Linked DNA regions of Homo sapiens: region 1 is linked to region 2. Evidence: read pairs that join two places in POLR2A ChIA-PET (ENCODE). Cell type or tissue: B cell. All regions are shown on one strand. Links, peaks and the distances in the headings refer to the core of each region. The heading gives the core; the rest is flanking DNA.

Region 1 (5,000 bases), core at 1-5,000, 610 kb before region 2:
TTTTTCTTTATCTGTTCTATATTTTTGCCCTTAAATAATTTGATTAAATATGCATTGGTGTGTAGTTCCTTTGTATTTATCTTACTTGGAGTGTGCTGAGCTTCTTGGGTTTGTAGGTTGATAGCTTCCATCAGTTTCTCAGTAATTATATTATCAAATATTTCTTCTCCATCTTTCTTTGTCTCCCCTTCTGTGACTCCCATTACATGCATGTTAGGCCATTTTGATACTGTTCCACAAAGCTTTGGCTACCTATTTCTTTTCTTCCCATTCTTTCCTTTTCTTTATGTTTTAATTTGGATATTTTTTGTGAATCTATTGACTTGTCTTCAAGTTTACTGATGTTTTCCATTGCTGTGTCAAGTTTGCTGTTAATTACCAAGTTCCAGGAAGGAAATTTTTTTTTAAAGTTTGCTGTTTAACCTATATAATGAATTCTTTAGTTCTGACATATTATTTTCTATTTTTAGCATTTCCATTTAGTTCTTTTTTATGGTTCTATCTCTTTGCTGAAATTACCCATTTATTCCTGCATGTTGTCCACATCTTTCTGCTATTAGTATCCTCATCATAGTTTTTTTAAAGGCCCTGTCTGATAATTCCATTGTCTAGACCACCTCTGAGTCTGTTTATATTAAGTCTTTTCTCTCATCATCATGGGCCACTTTTTTGTGCCTTTTGTGTATTTTGTAATTTTTATTTTTTTAAGACAAGGTCTCACTCTCACTCAGGCTGGAGTGCAGTGGTGTGATCATAACTCAGTACAACCTTGAACTCTGAGTTCAAGCAATCTTCCCACCTCAGCCACCTGAGTAGCTGAGACTACAGGTATGCACCGCCACACCTTTCTTTCCTTTTTTTTTAAATTTTATTTCTTGTGGAGACAGGTCTCCTTATGTTGCCCAGGCTGATCTCAAACTCCTGCCCTCAAGCAATCCGCCTGCCTCAGCCTCCCTGTAGTTTTTAAATTATATGCCAGATCTTCTGTCTGAAAGAACAGTAAAGATTGGAATAAATTATATTTATCTTCAGAAAGTGACATGCCCTTTCTTCTTTTTTAGGTTGCTAGAGTAAGAGTTGAGTCAGTCTAATTCGTAGGTGATTTGTATTTGGGCTTTGTTGTAGCTTTAGTTTGATTGAGTTTTACCTCTGGCTTCAAATGTTTTGGGACAGTACTTTTCCTTTACTAGGGCCCCCTATTTGGACACTGAGATTTTCTAGAGATTTGCAGCTGTGCTTCACAGCTGCGTTCCTACCTCTCAGAACTGTGGGAGATCTCTCCATGTTTTATAGTCCAGTTGGTAGGTCATTGGCCACGAGGGAGTTCTCTTTGCTCTCTGATCCCACTTTATGCTTTCTGCACCCTGGAAGACCTCTTTCAGCCTTGCATCTCCTCCCCTGGCCTTTGGAGGGCAGGTACTCTATAGGGTGTAAATATTTGGCATGCCCCTGAGGTGTTTCTTTCAGATCTCCTGTTTGCATCACAAACTTTAGTAGTCCAAAGCTCAGATTGCCTAAAGGGGATTTTCTCAGCTCTCCTCTGCCTCCAGCTGTTGGTGACTGACCCTGATCCCTCCCTGAAGATTATGCGAAAGAGTTAAGGAGTAGGTTAAATTCCGTCTATGGCTGGGTTTCCTTTTTTTTGTTGTTATTATTATACTTTAAGTTCTAGGGTACGTGTGCACAACGTGCAGGTTTGTTACATATGTATACATGTGCCATGTTGGTATGCTGCACCCATTAACACATCATTTACATTAGGTATATCTCCTAAGGCTATCCCCGACCCCATGACAGGCCCCGGTGTGTGATATTCCCCTTCCTGTGTCCAAGTGTTCTCATTGTTCAGTTCCCACCTATGAGTGAGAACATGCGGTGTTTGGTTTTTTGTCCCTGTGATAGTTTGCTGAGAAGGATGGTTTCCAGCTTCATCCATGTCCCTACAAAGGACATGAACTCATCCTTTTTTATGGCTGCATAGTATTCCATGGTGTGTATGTGCCACATTTTCTTAATTCAGTCTATCATTGATGGACATTTGGGTTGATTCCAAGTCTTTGAGGCTGGGTTTCTAAAGATGCTAATTTGGGGCCAGGCGCCATGGCTCAAGCCTTGTATTACGCCTTTTTCACACTGCTGATAATGACATACCAAAGACTGGGCAATTTACAAGAGAAAGAGGTTTATTGGACTTACAGTTCCATGTGGCTGGGGAGGCCTCACAATTATGGCAGAAAGTGAAAAGCAAGTCTCACATGGCAACAGATAAGAGAAGAGAGCTTGTGGAGGGAAGCTCCCCTTTTGAAAACCATCATATCAGCGGGTGCAGTGGCTCACGCCTGTAATCCCAGCACTTTGGGAGGCCGAGGTGGGCAGATCACTTGAGGTCAGGAGTTCAAGACCAGCCTGGCCAACATGGTGAAACCCTGTCTCTACTAAGAATACAAAAATTAGCCAGGCGTGGTGGCAGGCGCCTGTAATCCCAGCTACGCAGGAGGCTGAGGCAGGAGATTCACTCGAACCCGGGAGGCGGAGGTTGCCTTGAGCAGAGATCACGCCACTGCACTCCAGCCTGGGCAACAAGAGTGAGACTCTGTCTCAAAAAAAAAAAAAAAAAAAAAAAAAAAGAAGAGAAAACCATGAGATCTCATGACACTTAATCACTATCATGAGGTCAGGGAAAGACCTGTCCTCATGATTCAATTACCTCCCATTGGGTCCCTCCCACAGCACATGGGAATTCAAGATGAAATTTGGGTAGGGACACAGCCAAACCATATCGCGCCTGTAATCCCAGCACTTTGGGAGGCCAGGATAGGAGGATAACTTGACCCCAAGAGTTCAAGACCAGCTTGGGCAATATGGTGAAACCCCATCTCTACAAAAATACAAAAATTAGCCAGGCATGGTGGCACGCACCTGTAGTCACAGCTACTCAGAGGTCTGAGGCAGGAGGACTGCTTGAGCCCGGGAGGTGGAGGTTGCAGTGAGCTGAGATCATGTTCATGCCACTGCACTCCAGCCTGGGTGACAGAGGGAAACCATGTCTCAAAAAATAAATTAAAAAAAATCTAATTTGCCATGCCAATATAAATGTAGCTGTTAAAAATTTGGGTAGTTTCTTCTTACAAGCCCTGTATGTGCTGGATTCTTCCTCTTGCTGTTACACAAGGGATGAAAGCAGCTATGGGTCTCTTCTTTCCCATTGAGAGCTCATCACTTTCTGGAATTGGTTTATTTAGGTCTCTTTGTTCCCTCAGCTCTTTATTCTTTTTAAACTGTGATTTTGTGTTTGGGTTGTTAAGGTGAGAGGATCTTTTTCAGCTTTCTATGAACAAACTGGAAACAGAATTCCTAAAGTGTGTCATTTCGTATTTGTTTTTCAGACTAATATATTTTGGTGGTTATGGGTGTAGGAGACACAGTGAACTCCAAGACTGTTTTGATGTTCATGATGCATCTTGGGTAAGATAGTAATCACTGTTTACATTTTCCTCCAAGTCAGTATAGCCTTAACATCTTAGAAATAATGAGTCTAGTCTTTCTCATTTTTGGAGCTACCAATTTGTCGTAATTGACGCTATGAAAAAAATGTGTTTTCTCTCTTTAACATTTGGATCCATTTGGCAAAAGGTATCTCTCTAGTGGTATTAGCCTTCATGGCTATTGGCAGAGTAATTTCTTTTCTTATATCGTTAATCACAGATACCTGCTTCTGTTAGACAGGTAGAGGCTTTAGCACAACTTGGAAAAATTATGTTCATATTTAACCGCAAAAGCTATTGTTGACATACACCTCTTTTTAGATATGTCCACTAGAATTATTCATAGGTCAGACTGGCCTCTAGATAAGAGTCAGTTGGTAGTGATACTAATTTTTCTACTTATTCTTACTGATTAGACAATAAATCATTATTAATGAAAGAAGTCATGAATTACAAAAATGAAATTTTTAAACAGATAATTTAAAAAACCATTGATCCTACCACCAAGATGCAGTCTTATTAGTTTTACCTTCTACTAGCGTATATTATTCTACATTAGTGTAAATACATATATATGTGTATATATATATATACACACACACACATTTCATGTATATTGCTTTGTATATGGGTATTATTGAAAATTCCCCATGTTTCTATGTTGTTTTTGAGTTTTAAAAATGACATATCATTAAAGCTTTGCTACTTAAAGTATTGCTGAGAATTTTCAGGAATATAACTTCTATTTATATCTAGTTATTTTTATTCATCAGTGAAATAACTCAATTTTTTTCTCCTACAATACAGTTACTAAGCTAATTATCATGTCCTGAAGTTTCTGGAACACAAATGGTATTTTTTTTTTTTTTTCATTTAGACTCTAAATGAGCTGGGTGTGGTGGCACATTTCTATAATCCCAGCTACTAGGGAGGCTGAGGCAGAAGGATCACTTGTACCAAGGAGTTTGAGACCAGCCTGGGTAACATGGCGAGACCCTGTTTCAATTTAAATAAAATTTAAAAATAGATTCTAAACTAAGTAAATTGTTTAGCTTATTTTACTTGCTTGACAAGGCCTGACAAAAATAAATGATGTCTTTCTGACACACAATATAAAACTGGCACAGAGATCATCTAGAGTAGTGATAGAGGATTTCAGCACCCTGGGAGATGCTAAATATGGTATAGCTGCTAAGTCTTTTCTTTGCTGACAAAGAATTTTATATCTTAGGAGATAAAGAAGAGAGTGGTCATAAGTTTAATCTGTAAGAACAAATTGCTTGGTGAAGTAGAAGTGATTGGAAGTTTTTGGGAACAGGAACCATGACCCACCCCCTAAAGTTTATTACAGCAAAAATGAGGAGTTCTGAGCATGTACTTTAGGGAAACAGATTTTAAAATGTAAACATCATTCCACCCTCTGCAATTTTAAAAAAGATAATCCTTAGAGAAAATTGAAAGATTGTCAACAAGTAAAATTATGATTCACTGCAAACAATACTATGAGAAGAAAAG
Region 2 (10,392 bases), core at 327-5,326:
TGCAAAGAGAAAGACTAAGGCAAGATAATGTATAGCTTAAGGAGTACCTAGGTAGATCCTGAGGTTACCCAGGATCAGTTGTGGTTCCAACTACAGTTCATTCTAAATTATTACAGCTTTTGGCTTATCACAAGATGCTTAATGTAAGGCCATTTTATACCAATCAGGATTCTTCACAGTCTCCCAGTGTGCAGTTTGGATGCTGTTCTCTGGTTAAATGTATTCAGCTGATACCACCAAAAGCACTCATCACTGTATTTGCCCTAGCCAACTCTGACAAAGGATCAGGGAGGAAAACAGCTCCTTTTTTGGACAAACCTGGAGTGTTAGTTTTAATACTAAAAGTGTACATGATGACACAGAACTGCATGGGGAAAATCTGATTTCATTTTCCAAAGCCCAAAAAGTCTCCTTAGCTGGACTCATACTCATGTACCTTGTTGAGACCTGTGCTCATGCAGGCTGGAAACCCTGGCCCCTGTGTGGCATCAGGAAGCAGCAGGACAAGGGCACCTTTAGGATTCAGGGAGAGGGGGCTTCAGGAGACAGATGTCCCTGGGGCCCTGGTTGATAGATCCTATGACCTGTCTCCTAGTGCTGGAATGAGGATGCTGGAGCTGAAAGCCACAACTGCCATCCTCAAGTCTAGATTCCAACTCTCTGTACCAGGTGGCAGGTAGGAGATCATTTCAAATTATAACCTTGGATGTTTCTGTAAAGCAGTGGTGCTTTCGGCTCTTTCTTAGGGTCTTCCTTGTTGGTTTGTTGTGTTCTTTTGCCAAATCCTCTATTTCTCTGATGTTTTCAAAATATGGGTGATGCAACAGCTGTTCACATGTCAGCCTTTGAGTAGGGTCCATGTGGAGACAGCCCTAAAAGAACAGAAAATTCCTTCTTCTTACTTCTTCAAAATTGTATTAACTTATTAATGTCATTTTTTTCTTCTTTGAAAGATGAAACTTCAGTTGCAATAAGAAGGGGGAAAAGGCAGGAAAACACACCAGTCATGATTTTAGTTCCTTCCAGTCATTCCTAAATGGCACTCACATATTAAATAAATAGTTTCTAGAAGTAGTAATGAAAAATCATTTTCTCCACCTTATTCTGTTCTTGAAGCAATTGGTACTCTGCCCTGGGAGAGTAAGATATAATTTTAGAGTTTACCTCAGTGGCCAAATGGGGTAATCCATTTAGCCAGTTTGGTCCCTTGCATGTACTTTGTAAAAACTAGTGTTTTTATTTTAAAAATGATATTTACACATGATAACAAATACAGTTAATACAGCATACAGCAAAGTCTCCACCACTGTAGGTGTTCCCTTCACCCTTCTAAAATCAGCTACTTTTTTTTTTTTTTTTTTTTGGTGTATCCCTCCAGAAATAGTTGATGCATTATAAGTATATATGATCATGTATATAAGGAGAGGCATAACGTACATGCCTTTATATTACATCATTCTTAACTATTTTTGTTGCAACTAAGTAGGCCATGGAGCTCATTCTTGGATAGATTAGATTAAATTTCACAACTACATACTCCAAGGAATTGACTCAGTTTTTGTTGGTTATGTCAGAGGTGTTGAAACCACAGCAACACCATCTTGAATAGGGGCTGGGTAAAATAAGGCTGAGACCTACTGGGCTGCATTCCCAGGAGGTTTGGCATTGTTACTCACAGGATGAGATAGCAGGTCGGCACAAAATATAGGTCACAATGACCTGATGATAAAACAGGATGCAGTAAAGAAGCCGGCCAAAACCAAGATGGTGATGAAAGTGATGTCTGGTTGTCCTCACTCCTCGTTGTACACTAATTATAATGTGTTAGCATGCTAAAAGACACTTTCACCAGCACCATGACAGTCTACAAATACCCATAGCAATGCCCAGAAGTTACCCTAAATAGTCTAAAAAGGGGAGGAACCCTCAGTTCCAGAAAATCCCTGCCCTCTCCTGGAAAACTCATAAACCACCCCTTGTTTAGCATATAATCAAGAAATAACTGTAAGTATACTCAGTTGAGCAGCCCACAGCACTGCTGCCTATAGAGTAGCCATTCTTTTATTCCTTTACTTTGTTAATAAATTTGCTTCCACTTTACTGTGTGGACACGCCCTGAATTCTTTCTTGCATGAGGTCCAAGAACCTTCCTTTGGGGTCCGGATTGGGACCCCTTTCAGGTAACAGTTACATTATCATTTATATTAACTCATTATTTAATACATCAGTAAATAAATAATTTTTAAACCATGTGGGACATTGACTGTAACTTGCAAACATTTTAGTTGATACCATACCTCATTTTACATAAGAGCTATATTTCTAAATATATATATATATAAATATATATATCAAGTTTTTAAATGTACTTCAAATGTACCAGGGAGTTAGCTATTTAAAAGGATCCTGCAGCTAAGGATTTTCTGAAGAAAAAGTTCCCTTTGTAAAACAATCACCACCCCCCTGAAATTTCTGTTTTGTGTAAATTTAGACTTCAAATATAATGTTAGGTTTATTTAAAGTGGAAAATACTTGCAAATGTTTTCTTAATAGGATGTGATCCATTTAAAAAAATTGAAAATATACTTTTCCAAGGAGAATTTTTTTTTTTTTTGAGACGGAGTCTTACTCTGTCACCCAAGCTGGAGTGCAGTCGTGCAATCTCAACTCACTGCAACCTCCGCCTCCCAGGCTCAAGCAATTCTCCCGCCTCACCCTCCTGAGTAGTCGGGATTACAGGCGAGCGCCACCACGCCTAATTTTTTTTATTTTTAGTAGAGACGGTTTCACCATGTTGACCAGGCTGGTTTTGAACTGACCTCAGGTGATCTGCCTGCCTTGGCCTCCCAAAGTGCTAGGATTACAGGTGTGAGCCACTGCCCAGCCAGGAGAAGAATTCTAAAAGGAACACTTTTCATTGCATGGATTGACATAAGTAATTCAGATTCCCCAGTGATGACAACTGCTGTGTGCTTCCTGGTCTGTTGGAAGCCATGATTTTTACCTTTAGGAGCCCCAGGGCAGGATAAGAGATGTTTGGGAATTTTAATTCAAGTGGTTCCTGTTGAAAAGAAAAGAGGTTTTTAATTTACAGCATGTATTCAAATTAAGGTTACCTCAAATTAAATCTTTTGATAGAAACATTTTCCTGGCACCTTCCTCACGTCCTCCACCCTTTGCCCACCCAACCTCCTGCCCAAAACAGTCTCCCTTTGCCTTTTTCACAAGCTTTCTCTCCCCACCTCCAAATCGCTTTTCCAAATTTGCTTCGTAACTACTCCCTTAACTTCCTGCTCTGATACCAATGGAGATAGCAAATTATAAATAAAAATACTAATGAAAAAAAACTTTTCTGAGCAGTTTTTTTTTTGAGGGGGTGGGGGGGCTCAAGTTATATAACTTGCCTTTCCTGAGAATAATTTTTGGCATTTATAGTGTGATTTATAAAAAGGTAGCTGGCTGGGTGCGGTGGCTCATGCCTATAATCCACTCAGGCCAAGTCTGATGGCTTGAGCCCAGGAATTTGAGACCAGCCTGGGCAACATGATGAAACCCTGTCTGTCTCTCTAAAAAAAATACCAAAAAACTAGCTGGGGGTGGTGGTGTGCGCCTCTAGTACTAGCTACTTGGGAGGCTAAGGCGGGAGGATGGCGTGGGTTTGGGAGATTGAGGCTGCAGTAAGCCATAAATGTGCCACTGCACTCCAGCATGGGCGACAGAGCAAGACCCTGTCTCAAAAAAAAAAAAAAAAAAAAAAAAAGGCAGCTCTAATTCTAATTATATAAAGGGAGCTGCAAAATAGATGTTTTTCCCCTACCCAGGTGAACAGATGCTTCTTGATTTTCTGGAATAAACACTGTTGTCTCCTCCCACTAGGGCCTGCTGCTTCCCTTCTCAGCCTGCTGTTTAAACAGTCTCCTGTGGGGCATTCGTCAATCTCCTTTTGGCCGTATAAGGCGATTTTGCGCCAGTCACGTGCTGGAGACAATCAGGAATAACACTATAAATGGGAGGAATGCCGAATGTCAGGCAGACAAACAGGCCAGTTAAAGAGACATACCACTGACAAAGGCTAATTGAGCAGAGAGGCTGAGAAAATAAGAGCCAGCCAAGCTGAGCAAAATAAGTGACTGCAGTGCATTGTGTGTATAAAAGTGGCAGTGTGTGAGCTGCCGACTGGAGTGACTGGCCAGGCTCATCTAATCAAACAGTCCTGGTGCTGTGGCCAGCTTTCACAGTACAGTATTATTTTGGACAGGCAACCAGCTCCCAATAACCAATTCTGGATTGTACACATACTAATCATTGATAAGAGTAGGAGAGAAGAGCCTCTGTTTCAGAGTTCCCTATGTCAACAGGAGAAAAAAAAAATCCTAAAGTAGGTTTGTATTAGCCCTTGACAGTAGCCCCTGTTGCACCCTCATACTTCCACTCATGCTCCATAGCTTAAATATTTCTCTTGTTCTTTCTGTCGGTTGAATCTGAGCATCACTGGGGTTTGACGTGCCATTGCTATATCATCGAGCTCTGCTGTCTCAGCAACAATGTCTGGATGAGGCCAACTGGTTGCCTGTGATACGCTGGAGCCCATCTGTGAGCGTTTCACAGCCCCAGAAGCAAGCAGGCCTCCCTCTGTCAGGGTTACTGACAGGCAGAGGGACTGGGGCACAGATGTTCAACCAGTGCAGCCCCCGCACTGCCTCTTCCTGTGTTTCTGTCAACAGGAAATCTGCAGGACAATCTCTGGGAAGCCATGGGAAGCTTCTTACATTTATGAAACCTGGGTTATTTCTGAGGCTTCACCAACAGACAAGTGAACAGGAAATCACTAGGGATATTTAGTGCACAACTGGGAATGTCCAGATCACAAGGAAGCCAGATGGGTCACCTCCCATATGTCAGGTGTCATTCCTGCCCCTCCGTCCCAGCAAGACCCACTTTGAATGCTAGTGCTACAGGAGGAAGAGGCAGTGGAGAAGCAGAAACCTTCATTGTGGGACAAGCCAAGAGGTTAGGGAACAAACAAAACACAAGTGGTAGAGACAGAACTTCCATCTGAAAACTGAAGGGTTTAGTGAGAAACTGGAGGGTTAGTTTCATTTTTAAGATACCTTCCTCAGTAGAAACTCAAGATTTCACAGACCTTAATTATGCTCTGAAATGTTTTTGATTACAATACAGGCTCATTAGAAGACATTCAAAAATATAAAAAATCATAAAGTTACCCCAAAATCCCACCCAAAAGAGATATCCACTCTTAGTATTTTGATATATATCCTTGCAGCCATTTATTTCACAAATGTAAAAAAAAAAAGCTTTGTGATTTCCCAGATGTTGTCACATTATTTTGTATTTATATATGTAAATATATGTATATATGCATTGTGTGCATATTACATTTTTATTAAAACTTTGTCAAATTATACATACTGGTTTTTTTGTTTGTTTTGTTTTTGTTTTTGTTTTGAGACGGAATCTGGCCCTGTTGCCCAGGCTGGAGTGTACTGACGTGATCTCGGCTCACTGCAACCTCCACCTCCCAAGGTCAAGCCGTCTTCCCACCTCAGCCTCCCAAGTAGCTGGGACTACAGGTGTGTGCCACCGTGCCTGGCTAATTTTTGTATTTTTAGTAGAGACAGGGTTTCATCATGTTGCCTAGGCTGGTCTCGAACTCCTGGGCTCAAGCGATCCACCTGCCTCGGCCTCCCAAAGTGCTGGGATTACAGGCGTGAGCCACCATGCCCAGCCTACACTGTTTTATAACCGTCTTTTTTTTTTTTTTTTAACTACATGGTATTTCTTATTTTTAGAGACAGAGTTTTGCTCTGTCACCCAGGTTGGAATGCAGTGGCATGATCATAGTTTACTGTAACCTCAAACTCCTGGGCTCAAGTGATTCTCCTGCCTCAGCCTCCCAAGTAGCTGGAGCTATAGGCATGTGTCTCCAACCCCAGTTAGTTTTAAAAATATTTTGTAGAGACAGGGTCTTGCTATGTTGCCCAGGCTGGTCTAGACCTCCTGTGCTCAAGCAATATTTCACCTCAGTTGTCTCCTGAGTTGCTAGAATTATAGGTGTGGGCCACCGCACCTGGCTCTGTATGGTATTTCTTTTTTTTCTTTCTTTTTTTTTTTTTTTGGTTCGGAGACAGGGTCTTACTCCTGTCGCCCAGGCTAGAGTGCAGCGATCTCAGGTCACTGCGGCCTCAACTTCCTAAGCTCAGGTGATCCTCTCACCTCAGCCTCCTGAGTAGCTGTGACTACAGGTGCGTGCCACCATGCTAGGCCAACTTTTTGTATTTTAGTAGAGACAGAGTTTTGTCTTGTTGCCCGTGCTGGTCTCGAGCCCCTGATCCACCTGCCTCAGCCTCCCAAAATGCTGGGATTACAGGCATGAGCACACCTGGCCTGATGAGGTATTTCTATTGTAAGGATGTACCATACATAATCCCCTACTGATGGAATACTAAAGGAAATAATTTCTATTAAATAATGCCACATCTTTATGCTCTTGGATTATGGTTTCACAGGAATAAATTGTTGGAAGTGGATTAGGGGTATAAACATTTCAAATTTTTCTGCTTTTAAAAAATGGGCTTCCCCCATTTGGGTTGGCCATAATAGAGGGTAAGCACCAGAGTAAGGCTGGCTAAGGAAGTTTTTATTTATTTATTTATTTTGGAAAGAGTCTTGCTCTGTCGCCCACCCAGGCTGGAGTACAGTGGTGTGGTGCAATATCGGCTCACTGCAACCTCCACCTCCTGGGCTCAAGCAATTCTCCTGCCTCAGCCTCCTGAGTAGCTGGGATTACAGTCATGTGCCACCATGCCTGGCTAATTTTTGTAATTTTAGTAGAGACAGTGTTTCATCATGTTGGCCAGGCTGGTCTGGAACTCCTGACCTCAGGTGAGGTCTCCTGCCCATCTCGGCCTCCCCAAAGTACCAGGATTATAGCGTGAACCATTGCACCCAGCCCAAGGAAGTTCATTATGATTTTTCCCATGGTCTGGAGACCATGGGCATAGTAGAGTAGGGAATTTGGACAATGCTGGGGAAAAACTAGTTAACTTTACCTTGATAGGTCTAGGTCTAAAAGTTGGTTGGCTCTAAGCTACCTAGGTTCAACTGCTAAGAAATGATAAAGGACAGGTGTGGCTCCAGCAGGCAGGCAGCGCTGCCTTCCTATGCAACAGGCTGGCTAGACTCTGTTATCAGCAGCCTCTAAATGAGCAGTAAGGCTAAAGTCTCGCTAGCCAATTTGCTCCAATTTTCTTTTTCTCTGTTAGACTGACCTCCAATGCAGGGTGAGCCATGGGGCTCAGGAGGTGAATAACAACCAAAGCCTAGCTAGCCTGGCCTACAGAGCTCTCTCCAAAATGGGTAACTCACCATATCTTCAGGGTCTGGAATTTTCACTCCACTGAAGTACTGATTCGTGCTAAACACTTGCTGGTGCCTAGGAATGAGATCCCCTTTGGACAAGAAAAGAAAAAGGTAAGTGAAATTGGTTAGCAAACACTGATCTATGGTTTTCTTCCATCAATGCTGTGTTTGTCTGTGCCCATATGCATGGACACTGCAGTGTTCTTGGGCAATCAGAAGGAGAGGCATTCAGGCAACCCACAGCAACCTGTATTGATCCCTACGGTGGACAGCACACTGTGTTAGGCACAGAGGAGGCAAGCAACAGAAACTGAGGGCTACAAGCTTCTTGCTCTCAGGTTCTTGTTCTCAGAGCCTACAGTGTACTGAAGGAACCCAAACCAAACAACTCAGAAGCACATGCACACAAATAAAATAATGCCTTTTAAAAAACAGCAAAACGGCAACAACCACAAATCAAAATCATATTAACTGAATCCTGATAGGTGAAGATAAAATTTTATTGCCCTAGCACTTATAACAGTGTCTAACATAGAGCAAGCACTCAATAAATATTTGAAGAAGGAAGAGAGGGAGGGAGGAAGAGAGGGAGGGAGGGAGGGGAGGGGAGGGGAAGGGAAGGAAGGAAGAAATCACGGATTTTCTAGCTAGAAGGAATACATTTCCACATTGGGACCATCTTTTCTTATTTCACCAGTTAGCAATCACATGGAAATCCCATTTCATCTACTGTTTAGAAGCACTTACAATGTGACATAATGAAACAAGAAGAGTATTTCTATATTTTAGGGGACTCTAGGAAGCTCCTCCTGCCCACATTTCCATCACATCAGCTAAAATCCCCTTTATGTAAAATTCTATATTACACTTGAAGAGGGATTTTGTTCAGAGAATATAGGGAGATACTCAAAGGTGTTCTCCTGGGGCACAACCAGGCCCATTTCCCAGAGCACTGTGGGAGTTCCTACTCCAGGGTATCAAATTATTACTGATGCATCCTAGAAATTTACCTCTCACTCAAATGCAAAAACTGCTGCCTCGCCTCATTTTGGGTGAGCAACCAAGATATACCCTCAATGCCTTGTCCCAGATCTCAGTGAGCAGCATCATGAGCACAATTCCTTGCACCTTAATAACCTTCTTCCTCCAGTGCCAGAGGGGTGACATGGGGAGGCTGTCCTAAAATCACTAGAGGAAACACAGCCAAGAAAGGCTGAGTGCCCCTGGAAGGCCTACAAAGCGCCTTCCATGTCACCCAACAAAGTCAAGCTATCAGCAAACATTTATTGCCTACAATGTGCAGACACTGGTGGAGGGTAAGTAGAAATATAAGACGTGGTCTCACCATCAGGAAGTTTACAGTATCTTTGGGAAGATAAGATTACAAGGGAAGGCATGGCGATGGCAGTTCCTACAAGAGTTTAGAGGAGGAAAAGTTTACCTTAAACTGCGATACTCAGGCGAGTAGTGTCTAAACTCCCTGACTTTGGAAGAGGGCAATCACTACTGATGGGTTTTTTTTTCTCATCTTCCCTCCCTTCTCCCCTGCCCTTCCCCTCCGCCTCCAAGGGTAGAGAGAAAGGAAAGGGCACTGGGGTGGGAAAGCAAGACGGACTGAGTGACATTACAACTAGCTTTCCTCCTGACACTTAGAAGGTTGGGAATCATTCTCCATAGAGTCTGAATAATCCAAACTAGTCAGGCAGGCTGGGATTAAGGACATCCAAATGGATTACCCCATCGTCATAAACAAGGTAAACCATGAAAGCATTCTGTAAACTGCTAAGCCCTTACAGAAATGTGAGTTTTTATTGTTGTTATTGTCATTATTAATGTTTTAACTTGATCCAAACTGCTCAAGAATCTTGGGTTGTTTTTGGACAATGAGTAAGTACTCAATAATTGTTAACTATTTTAATTAAAACAAATATGGCCACCTTTAATGGAGTCATTTAAATGAGGCTTCGAGTTTTCCTCTTTCCTAACTAATGCCTTAAAGGGCATTAGGTGAGACTGAGAACTTGGCTCTGCCCTGCCCCAACCTGGGGAAATATCCAGTTTTCCAAAAGGTGGGACAAAAACACCACTTACCCAAGGTCTTCCTAATCAGATACAGCTGATCCACATCCGATTTTCCTGGCCACAGAGGCACTCCTGACAGCAGCTCAGCAAAGACACAGCCAATTGCCCAAACATCCACCGGGGGGCCGTACTGCGTGTCCCCCACCAGCAGCTCAGGGGAGCGGTACCACCTGGTAGCCACGTAGTCTGTATAGTAGTCACTCGGTCCAGCTAGCCAGTGATGGAACATGGAAAACAAACAGCAGCGGAAGGCTGGAATCAAAACTGAGGGGGAGATCTCAGAAGTCAAGCCTGTGCCCAATTTTGTGGCCTTTCTATATCGCTGGTTCTCAATTCTAGTTGCACATTCAAATCACTTAAATAAATATTTTGTAAATTACTGATGCTCAAGCCACACTCCAGTCCAATTAAAACAGAATCCCTGGGGAGGGTCTGGGGGGGGGGGGGGGGTTATTTGGCTTAGAATTTAAAGTTCCCTGGGCACAGCGGCTCACACTTGTAATCCCAGCACTTTGGGAGGCCGAGGTAGGTGGTTTGCTTCAGCCCAGGAGTTCGAGACCAGCCTGGGCAATGTGGTGAAACCCCGTCTCTACAAAAAAAATACAAAACTTAGCCAGGTGTGGTGGCTCATGCCTGTAGTCCCAGCAATTCAGGAGGCTGAGGTGGGAGGATCACCTGAACTGGGGAGGTCGAGACTGTGGTGGGCTGTGACTGTGCCACTGCACTCCAGCCTGGGCAACAGAGTGAGACCCTGTCTCAAAAAAAAAAAAAAAAAGTTCCCCAGGTGATTCTAATCTGCCTCCAAGGTTGAAAGCCACTATTCTAAAGTAGCACTTCTGAAAAGTATTTTAGCAAGAAATGGTAGAAATCAGGGAGGTAAGATACTTTTTAATAACTACTTTACTGTGGTATAATTTATGGATAGCATAC

What was found. ChIA-PET counts read pairs that join two places held together with the same protein. Peaks named below come from ENCODE experiments on the same cell type or tissue, not always from the same donor. Only the 100,000 strongest peaks of a DNase experiment are listed, where the experiment ranks them.
Region 1: POLR2A ChIA-PET joins it to region 2 with 8 read pairs; 2 of 35 experiments call an interaction of 5 or more read pairs at or near these places.

What each region holds. Positions count from the first base shown.
Region 1 is chr14:49,720,488-49,725,487 of GRCh38, forward strand. It overlaps KLHDC1 (kelch domain containing 1), which reads left to right. Exons shown (of 13, transcript NM_172193.3): 5 at 3,387-3,465. Among named protein-coding and RNA genes, the nearest start is that of KLHDC1, 30 kb to the left of the region's middle. In B cell, for the core only: no CTCF peak of the experiment used is centred there; no DNase peak of the experiment used is centred there.
Region 2 is chr14:50,331,561-50,341,952 of GRCh38, forward strand. It overlaps CDKL1 (cyclin dependent kinase like 1), which reads right to left. Exons shown (of 10, transcript NM_004196.7): 6 at 9,472-9,672; 7 at 7,387-7,469; 8 at 3,005-3,061; 9 at 702-872. Among named protein-coding and RNA genes, the nearest start is that of DMAC2L, 24 kb to the left of the region's middle. RefSeq lists an enhancer at 3,983-4,604. In B cell, for the core only: no CTCF peak of the experiment used is centred there; no DNase peak of the experiment used is centred there; H3K27ac peaks cover 1,403 bases.